Regions from separate parts of the Homo sapiens genome. Here region 2 is linked to region 1. A link is a loop called in an ENCODE intact Hi-C map of the cell type or tissue named here. Cell type or tissue: B cell. All regions are shown on one strand. Links, peaks and the distances in the headings refer to the core of each region. The heading gives the core; the rest is flanking DNA.

Evidence for each region. A loop is a pair of places that touch in the nucleus more often than their neighbours do. Peaks named below come from ENCODE experiments on the same cell type or tissue, not always from the same donor. Only the 100,000 strongest peaks of a DNase experiment are listed, where the experiment ranks them.
Region 2: a loop joins it to region 1, with 6 times the contacts of the local background. A loop is called at or near these places in 9 of 110 quality-filtered maps.

The regions. Positions count from the first base shown.
Region 1 is chr17:67,860,488-67,864,878 of GRCh38, reverse strand. All of the region lies in intron 2 of BPTF (bromodomain PHD finger transcription factor), which reads right to left. Among named protein-coding and RNA genes, the nearest start is that of BPTF, 37 kb to the right of the region's middle. In B cell, for the core only: no CTCF peak of the experiment used is centred there; a DNase peak (open chromatin) is centred at 2,078; H3K27ac peaks cover 285 bases.
Region 2 is chr17:67,797,999-67,802,389 of GRCh38, reverse strand. No RefSeq gene overlaps it. Among named protein-coding and RNA genes, the nearest start is that of BPTF, 25 kb to the left of the region's middle. In B cell, for the core only: a CTCF peak has its summit at 1,810 (motif pointing left); a DNase peak (open chromatin) is centred at 1,749.

The DNA of each region.
Region 1 (4,391 bases), core at 111-4,110:
GAGCCGAGTTCGCGCCAGTTCACTCTAGCCTGGGTGACAGAGCGAGACTCTGTCTCAAAAATAAACAAAAAAATAAATAAATAAGGAATGATCAACTGGTAAGTATAATGCAAATATTCCAAAGCCCATAATACTTCTGATCCACAGCATTTTAGATAAGGGATACTCAACCTATACCGTATTCACTGACCTAACATTTTTCTTCTTGAAGCCACAGAAAGAAAAATTCATTAAAGCATAAAGCAGCAAAACAGTGAATACCTGCTAATCCATTCAAAGAAAAGTTGGGGGTTTTTTTGGTCTGTTTTGTTTTGTTTAACTTTTTTCTTTTCCTTTTTTTTTTTTTTTTTTGTGATGGAGTCTCACTCTGTTGCCCAGGCTGGAGTGCAGTGGCGCAATCTTGGCTCACTGCAACCTCTGCCTCCTGGGTTCAAGCACTTCTCATGCCTCAGCCTCTGAAGAAGCTGGGATTTACAGGCACACACCACCACGCCCAGCTAATTTTTGTATTTTTAGTAGAGACAGGGTTTCGCCATGTTGGCCAGGCTAGTCTTGAACGTCTGGCCTCAAGCAATCCGCCCGCCTCAACCTCCCCAAAGTGCTGGGATTACAGGCACGAGCCACCGCACCGGGCTGAAAAGTTGTTTTTTTATACTTAGTTACTTGGCCTATATACAGTTTATATAATCAAAATTATTTGTCCTCATTGTAAAAGTGACAACAGCTTTCCACATAAATATACATTATGTATGTATATTTGGTTTTGGAGTTATAATGTGGTTCTGTAGAAGCTCTGGTTCTTACAAGGCCTACCATGTTCCTCAGGCTCACCCAAACTGGCCAGGCTTCCCTGAAGTTACCACTGGGCACACATTCTCAAGGACTCATAGGGTGGCAAAGAGAAGACAGACTGGCAAGAAAAGGTTTGCTAAAAATATAATTAAGAGCAAACATACATATTATATGTCTACATTTTAAAGCTTCTTTGACTTTTACCTAGGCTAGCTAAGTAGAAGGTTAATGACTCACAGTAAGTTTCAACTTTCGTTTCTAAACAAACCCATAGAAATGAAGAGTAAAGAACACTAGTGAAATGAGTTGAATAATGTCCCCAAAGTTCATGTCCACCTGCAACCTCAGGATGTGATCTTATTTGGAAATAGGGTCTTTGCAGATGTAAAGTTAAGGATCTTGAGATAAAAATCATCCTGGATTTAGGGTGGCCCCTAAGTCAAATGACTGGTATCCTTAGAAAAGGAGAGGACCCAAGGTGACACATAGAAAAGAAGGTAATGGGCCGGGCGTGGTGGCTCACGCCTGTAATTCTAGAACTTTGAGAGGCCAAGGCGGGCAGATCACAAGGTCAGGAGATGGAGACCATCCTGGCCAACATGGTGAAACCCCATCTCTACTAAAAATACAAAAAATTGGCCAGGAATGGTGGCATGTGCCTGTAGTCCCAGCTACTTGGGAGGCTGAGGCAGGAGAATCACTTGAACCTGGGAGGTGGAGGTTGCAGTGAGCCGAGATCGTGCCACTGCACTCCAGCCTGGGCAACAGAGACTCCGTGTCTCAAAAAAATGAAAAGAAAAAGAAAAGAAGGTAGCATAGAGGCAGCAACTGGAGTGATGTGTCTGTTTGTAAACCAAGAAATGCTAAGGACTGCCAGAAGCTAGGAGACAGGCATGGAACAGATTCTCTTTGAAAGTCTCCAGAAAAACCAACCCTGCTGACCCATGATTTCAGACTTCTGGCCTCCAGGACTGTGAGACAATAAATTCATATTTTTTCAAGCCACCCCATTTGTGGTACTTTGTTATGGTGGCCCTGGAAAACTCCCAACTTTTGGTACGGGAAGTGGGGTGCTGCTGCTAACATACTCAAAAATGTGAAAGTGGTTTTGGAACTGGGTAATGGGAAGAGGCTGAAGAACTGTTAGGTGCTTGATAGAAAAAACCTAAGCTGCCTTGAAAAGATAGTGACAGGGAGATTGGAATTATGCTGCCAGCAAGCCAAGGACACTTGGGGTGCTAGAAGCTAGAAAAGGCCAAAAAAAAAAAAAAAAGCAAGGATTTTTTTCCTAGAGCCTGCAGAGGGAGCATGGCCCTGCTGACACCTTTGAGTTTAGACTTCTATTCTCCAAAACTGTTAAATAATCAATTTCTACTGTTTTAAACTACCCAGTTTTATAGTACTTTTTTTTGGTATAGTACTTTGTTATAGCAGCTGCAGGAAACTGATAAAACTAGCAATTCAGCAATTAAAGACAAAAGCTAGGTCCTAAGCTCTTGGTCAAGCAGCCCAAGTAGTGCTTAGGAGCACACATTCTGGAGCCAGAATGCCTAGGTTCAAATCCCGATCCCACCACTTTGTAGTTGTGTGATCTTGGATAAATTACTTAAAACTCTCTATGCCTCAGTCTCTCCATCTGAAAAATAGGGTGACGGTACATATCCTGGAAGATGCTGTTGTTAGAATTAAATTAATTAAAATATATAAAGTGTTTAGAGTAGTACCAGCACTTCATGGGTATCATATACATAGTTGTCATCATTTTCCTCACCTTATGAAGTGTATAATATTTACCTTAAAACAAGTAACTAGGCCGGGCACGATGGCTCACGCCTGTAATCCCAGCACTTTCGGAGTCCGAGGCAGGTGGATTACCTGAGGTCGGGAGTCCAAAACCAGACTGGCCAACATGGTGAAACCCCATCTCTACTAAAAATACAAAAATTAGCCGGGTGTGGTGGCAGGCACCTGTAATCCCAGCTACTTGGGAGGCTGAGGCAGAAGAATCACTTGAACCTGGGAGGCGGAGGTTGCAGTGAAGCAAGGTTGTGCCACTGCACTCCAGCCTGGGCGACAGAGTGAGACTTGTATCAAAAAACAAAACAAAACAAAAAAACTATTGGTAGGATGGGTGTTTTAAAAAGTAGTATTTCACGATGCAAGAGAAAAAGGGGTTCAGGGAAAGAAAGGGGTGCAGGCAAAGAAATCCCTAGGAAGTAGCATAAATAGGCTGAGACCTCAAGAATGAGCTAGTTAGCCAACAGGTTTTTAGGTGCTTTGGTTTGCTTTTTATTTATGTTGTCTTAAGTGTTAGAAAGCAAGATAATTAAATGTACAAAGTTAGGGATCTGTGCTAAAGAATCTGAAGTTTTGGTTAAGGGCAAATGGAAGTAATTGTAATTAAAAGGTTTTTCAACTTAGGGGAAAAGGAGACTTGATCAAAATTGCTGTTTTAAAAATCATCCAGCTATGGCTGGGCATGGTGGCTCACATCTGTAATCCCAGCACATTTGGAGGCTGAGGTGGGCTGATCACCTGAGGTCAGGAGTTCAATATCAGCCTGGCCAACATGGTGAAACCCTGTCTCTACTAAAAATACAAAATTAGCCAGGTGTGGTGGCGGCCGCCCGTAATCCCACCCACTCGGGAGTCGCTTGAATCCAAGAGGCAGGGGGTTGCAGTGAGCTGAGACTGGGCCACTGCAGTCCAGCCTGAGTGAGACTCCATCTCAAAAAAAAAAAAAAAAGAAAAAATCTTGGAAGGTTGGGGTAGGGGGTTACACTACTTTAGGGGTGACTGACTAGTCTAATGAAGATGACACTGGCTTGTATCACGGAGGGACAGTGGGAATGGAGAGAAACTGATTCAATATTTATTTTAAAGGCATAGCAAACAATAAAGGAAAAAGTTTATTCTCATATTTCTAGCTTGAGCAGCTGGTGGGACAGTAATTCCATTTACTAAGATGAGAACGCTGGATGAAGAGTAGGTAATGGGGGGAAACGATGAGTTTGGTTTTAAACACGTTTGAGGTGCCTGCCTTGCGGACAGGTCCAGGAGTCTGCTGGACATACAGAACTGAACGTGGACAGAAGGAATTCAGGCACGGGAAGTCAGTAAGTTAATATGTGGTTTGTACCTAGAATGGGGAGTAGAAAGCTGTATAGATTTAAAAGCATAGTTTAGTTGATTCGGAAAATGAATACAGATTTTTAAAATGCTGTTTAAAGGCGTGTGGTGGTCCACGCCTGTTGTAATCCTAGCGCTTTGGGAGGCCAAGGCTGGAGGATCACTTGAGCCCAGGAGTTCGAGACCAGCCTGGCAACATAGTGAGACTCTGTCTCTGCAAAAAAATGAAATATAATGCTGTGTTCACGTAATTATATTTAGAATGGAGAGTGACAGAAAAACATGCTAATCTAATCTGGTAATTTCTATTTTAGTAGGTCCTAATTTCAGAGCAAAGGATTGACAGGATAAAAGCAATAGTTAAGAAAGATTGGCCCACTTACATAATGAATGAAAACTGGCCTCTGAGTTATATGCTGAATATGTCTTGGCTTCTCAGATGGACTATAAATTCATGTATAAGAAGCTTT
Region 2 (4,391 bases), core at 282-4,281, 63 kb after region 1:
TGAGGCCTTCGGGACTTGAATTGAGCCATACTACCAGCCTCCCAGGGTCTCCAGTCTGCAGACGACCTGTTTTGGGACTTCTTGCCAATTTCCCTAATAAATAAACTCCATTTCGTCTTTCTCTCTTTCTCTCCTGTTGAATCTGTCTCCCTGGAGAACCCTGACTAATACAGATTGAGGCTGGAAGGAATGGATCTTCTTTGCCTTGTCCTGGGAAAACACACATCCACGTACATACAGTAGATTGCCCTTACAAACAGGTATGGCCAGGCTGGACCAAATTCTATAGGCTCTGACCTCAGCCAGGGCTACTGTAGTCTTATAGCAGTCACTCCCCAGGACTGCGCCTTGCTTTGCTGATTGTCTGACTCCTTCGTGTTCAGAAAAGCAGACCCAGATCACAGAGGCAAGGAACAGAAGGCAGTCTTGCAGACATGCCTCAACCCGTTTACATAGATTGAATCCCTTGGCCAGATCAGTGGCCCAGAAATGAATGAATGGAATCTCTCAGACCACCTGCAGCTACCTGACTTACCTGACCCCTCCGCTAGGAGGTGCTCAACATAACTATGGGGTGAAACTGGCCAGGCTGCGGGACATGGGGTGATGAAAGTATGACCAGCCCTTCAATCTAGCCTGCTTGCAGTCTTTTTTTTTTTTTTTTTTTGAGACAGAGTTTTGCTCTTGTCACCCAGGCTAGATTGCAATGGCGCGATCTCGGCTCACAGCAACCTCTGTCTCCCGGGTTCAAGCGATTCTTCCATCTCAGGCCCGCCCTGCTTGGAGTCTTTTTATTAAAGATATCAGATGTGGCCAGGCGTGGTGGCTCATGCCTGTAAGCCCAACTCTTTGGGAGGCCAAGGCGGGTGGATCACTTGAGACCAGGAGGTCGAGACCAGCCTGGGCAATATGGTAAAATCCCGTCTCTACAAAAAATACAAAAATTAGCCAGGCACGCACCTGTAGTCCCAGTTGCTTGGGAAGCTGAGGTGGGAGGATGGTTCGGGCCCAGGAGGCAGAGGTTGCAGTGAGCCTAGATTGCACCACTGCACTCCAGCCTTGGTAACAGAGATCCTGCCTCAAACAAACCAACCCACCAAAGATGTCACATGTATCTTTGCCCTAAAAAACACTCAGTACATTTTGATCAGAAGAGTGTTTAAGCTGTGTCATGGAATAATTTTTTGGGAAGGCTGGATTTGGAAGTTTTATTAAGACATCAAGGTGTAATATTTAAAACCCAGATCACTCTGGACCTGGGAATGGAAGTTAAAAACAGATGTCAAGGCTGGGCATGGTGGCTCACGCCTGTAATCCCAGCACTTTGGGAGGCCGAGGCAGGTGGATCATTTGAGGTCAGGAGTTCGAGCCCAGCCTGGCCAACATGGTGAAACCCCGTCTCTACTAAAAATACAAAAATTAGCCGGGCATGGTGGTGGATGCCTGTAATCCCAGCTACTTGGGAGGCCAAGACAGGAGAATCGATTGAACCCAGGAGGTGGAGGTTGCAGTGAACAGAGATCGTGCCACTGTATTCCAGCCTGGGTGACAGAGTGAGACATATCTAAAAACAAAAAACAAACAAACAAAAAAACCCACAGATGTCAAGATAAGTGTTGAGCAGTTTAAGGAAGTGCAATGTTTTCAGGCTTGGGCAGTGCCCCTGCTCTCTTCCAGGGGCTGATAAAGCGTGCAGCCCAGCCTTCTGAGCTGTGACATCCTCTTCCATTGGGTGATGTTCTTATCCATTTGCCAGACTGGCCTGAGCCTCTGGCCAGCATTTCTAGACCAACAACAGGGGCGCCACCTCCAGGCCAATCCCCATAAGTGTAGTTTTGTGAGCCGGACTGACGTGGGTTATGTTCAGTTCAGACAGTGCGTTCTCAAGCAGAGCAAAGGGTCTGGGTTCCTGGATTAGGAGACCCCTTACCCCAAGCAATTCTAGAATCTAGGATTCGCCGGGTGCAATGGCGCATGCCTGTAATCCCAGCACTTTGGGAGGCCAAGGCGGGAGGATCACTTGAGCCCAGGAGTTTGAGGCCAGCCTGAGCAACACAGCGAGACCCTGTTTCTATAGAAATAAAAAAATTAGCTGGACGTGGTGGTGCACACCTGTGGTCCCAGCTACTGGGGAGGCTGAAGGAGGAGGATCACTTGAGCCCAGGACTTCAGGGTTATACTGAGCTATGATCAAGCACTGTATTCCAGCCCGGGTGACAGAATGAGACGATGTCTCTAAAAAAAAAACAAACAAAAATGGATTTCTTTGCTACCAGCTTCACTGTGTGCTTTGTTTCAGAGATTGAGAACTCTTTCCAAAAACTGACTTCCCTAAAGTCAGCCTAGCCTCATATCCTCAAGGCAAGCTCATCCAGCTTGTATCAAGAAGTCCCCAGCCTGGCCGGGGAGCAGTGGCTCACGCCTGTAATCCCAGCACTTTGGGAGGCAGAGGCGGGCGGATCACGAGGTCAGGAGATTGAGACCATCCTGGCTAACATGGTGAAACCCTGTCTCTATTAAAAGTACAAAAATTAGCCGGGCGTGGTGGCGAGCGCCTGTAGTCCCAGCTACTTGGGAGGCTGAGGCAGGAGAATGGCGTGAACCCGGGAGGCAGAGCTTGCAGTGAGCTGAGATCACGCCACTGCACTCCAGCCTGGGCGACAGAGCGAGAGTCCGCCTCAAAAAACAAAAAAGAAGTCCCTAGCTTTCTCAAGCTGGCAGGAGAAGGACACACAAAAAAGTCTTCAGCCTAAATGACTTACTCTCCTGTGACTCCACAGCAAGAAAACTGGATGATTAACGTCAGTGACCTCATGGTGAAGAAGACAGCATTGCTAGTGATCTAAGTGGCCTTCAAGGGGGGCATTCCCCATTACCTGACAGCTAGGAGTGCTTGGAGCACACTTGGTTCAGCTCATGCCTCCTCGCAGTCTTCAAAGAGTTTGCTTCCCGTATTTGTGAGCTGAGCAGCCTAAACTGTTTGGTAGATATCCTGCCAGCAAGACCACAATGGCAGGGGATGGCAGAGAAGTCCCGCATCCAAAGCACCGTGGCCTGGGAACTCTGCAGGCATGCCGGCTCTGTTGCTGTGAGTCTAAACAGTTCTGCAAGGCCATCATCCAGTTGGCTGAGATCCAAGCCTGCTCAAAGCTAAAAAAATGCACAGGATCGGCTGGGTGCGGTGGCTCACACCTGTAATCCCAGCACTTTGGGAGGCCAAGGCAGGCAGATCACGAGGTCAAGAGATCGAGACCAGCCTGACCAACATGGTGAAACCCTGTCCCTACTAAAAATACAAAAATTAGCTGGGCATGGTGGCATGCACCTGTAGACCCAGCTACTCAGGAGGCTGAGGCAAGAGAATTGCTTGAACCTGGGAGGCAGAGGTTGCAGTGAGCCAAGATCGCGCCACTGCACTCCAGCCTGGCAACAGAGTGAGACTCCATCTAAAAAATAAAAAAATAAGAAAAATGCACAGGTTCCTCCTCCACCAGTATAGCCATCAATGTCCTGGCAGTAGGAAACTGCGCATCAGTGCTGGGACTGGGGAGGACACTACTCAGTATGCCACTGGGCGTCCTTCAAAATCCTAAACATGGGCCCATGGAACTTTTGGTGGCCCTGTGGTCTAGAGATTGTCTCCCAAATTCATCAGTTCTTGAGTTATAGGTACACTGGATAAGGATAGACAGCAATGGTCCTAAAGGCTACTATACCCTCTCTGGGCCCTCTCCATGCCTGTGACCATCACACCATCATGGTACAGGAGGGAGTATCCTAAGATGTCACGTTTCATCCCCCGTACTGGACCTTTCCACCTGGTGCCTGGTGAAATGCGTCAATTAAGTTCTAGAGAACGCTCTGCTTCCTGACCACTGGGAAACACAGGACACCACCCGCCTTTATTCTGCAAAATTTGCATAGAGTTCACTACATTCCCGTGTCTAAAACACACTGACACATCAGCCATGGCCTCCATTCCTTGTACCTTCTAAATCATCAACCACCGTATAAGCAAACGGCTAGGACCTTAAGTGCTTGCACCTAAGGGATGCAGATCAGAATCATCTGAGAAGCTTTTAGGCCAGGTGCGGTGGCTCATACCTGTAATCCCAGCACTTTGGGAGGCTGAAGCAGGCAGATCACTTGAGATCAGGAGTTCAAGACCAGCCTGGCCAACATGGTGAAACCCCGTCTCTACAAAAATAAAAAATAAAAAGTTAGTGAGATGGCATGCACCTGTAATCCCAGCTACTCGGGAGGCTGAGGCAAGAGAATCATGTGAACCCGGGAGGTGGAGGTTGCAGTGAGCCGAGATCGCATCACTGCACTCCAGCCTGGGTGACAAAGTGAGATCCTGTCTCAAAACAGATATTTCAGGCCAGGCACAG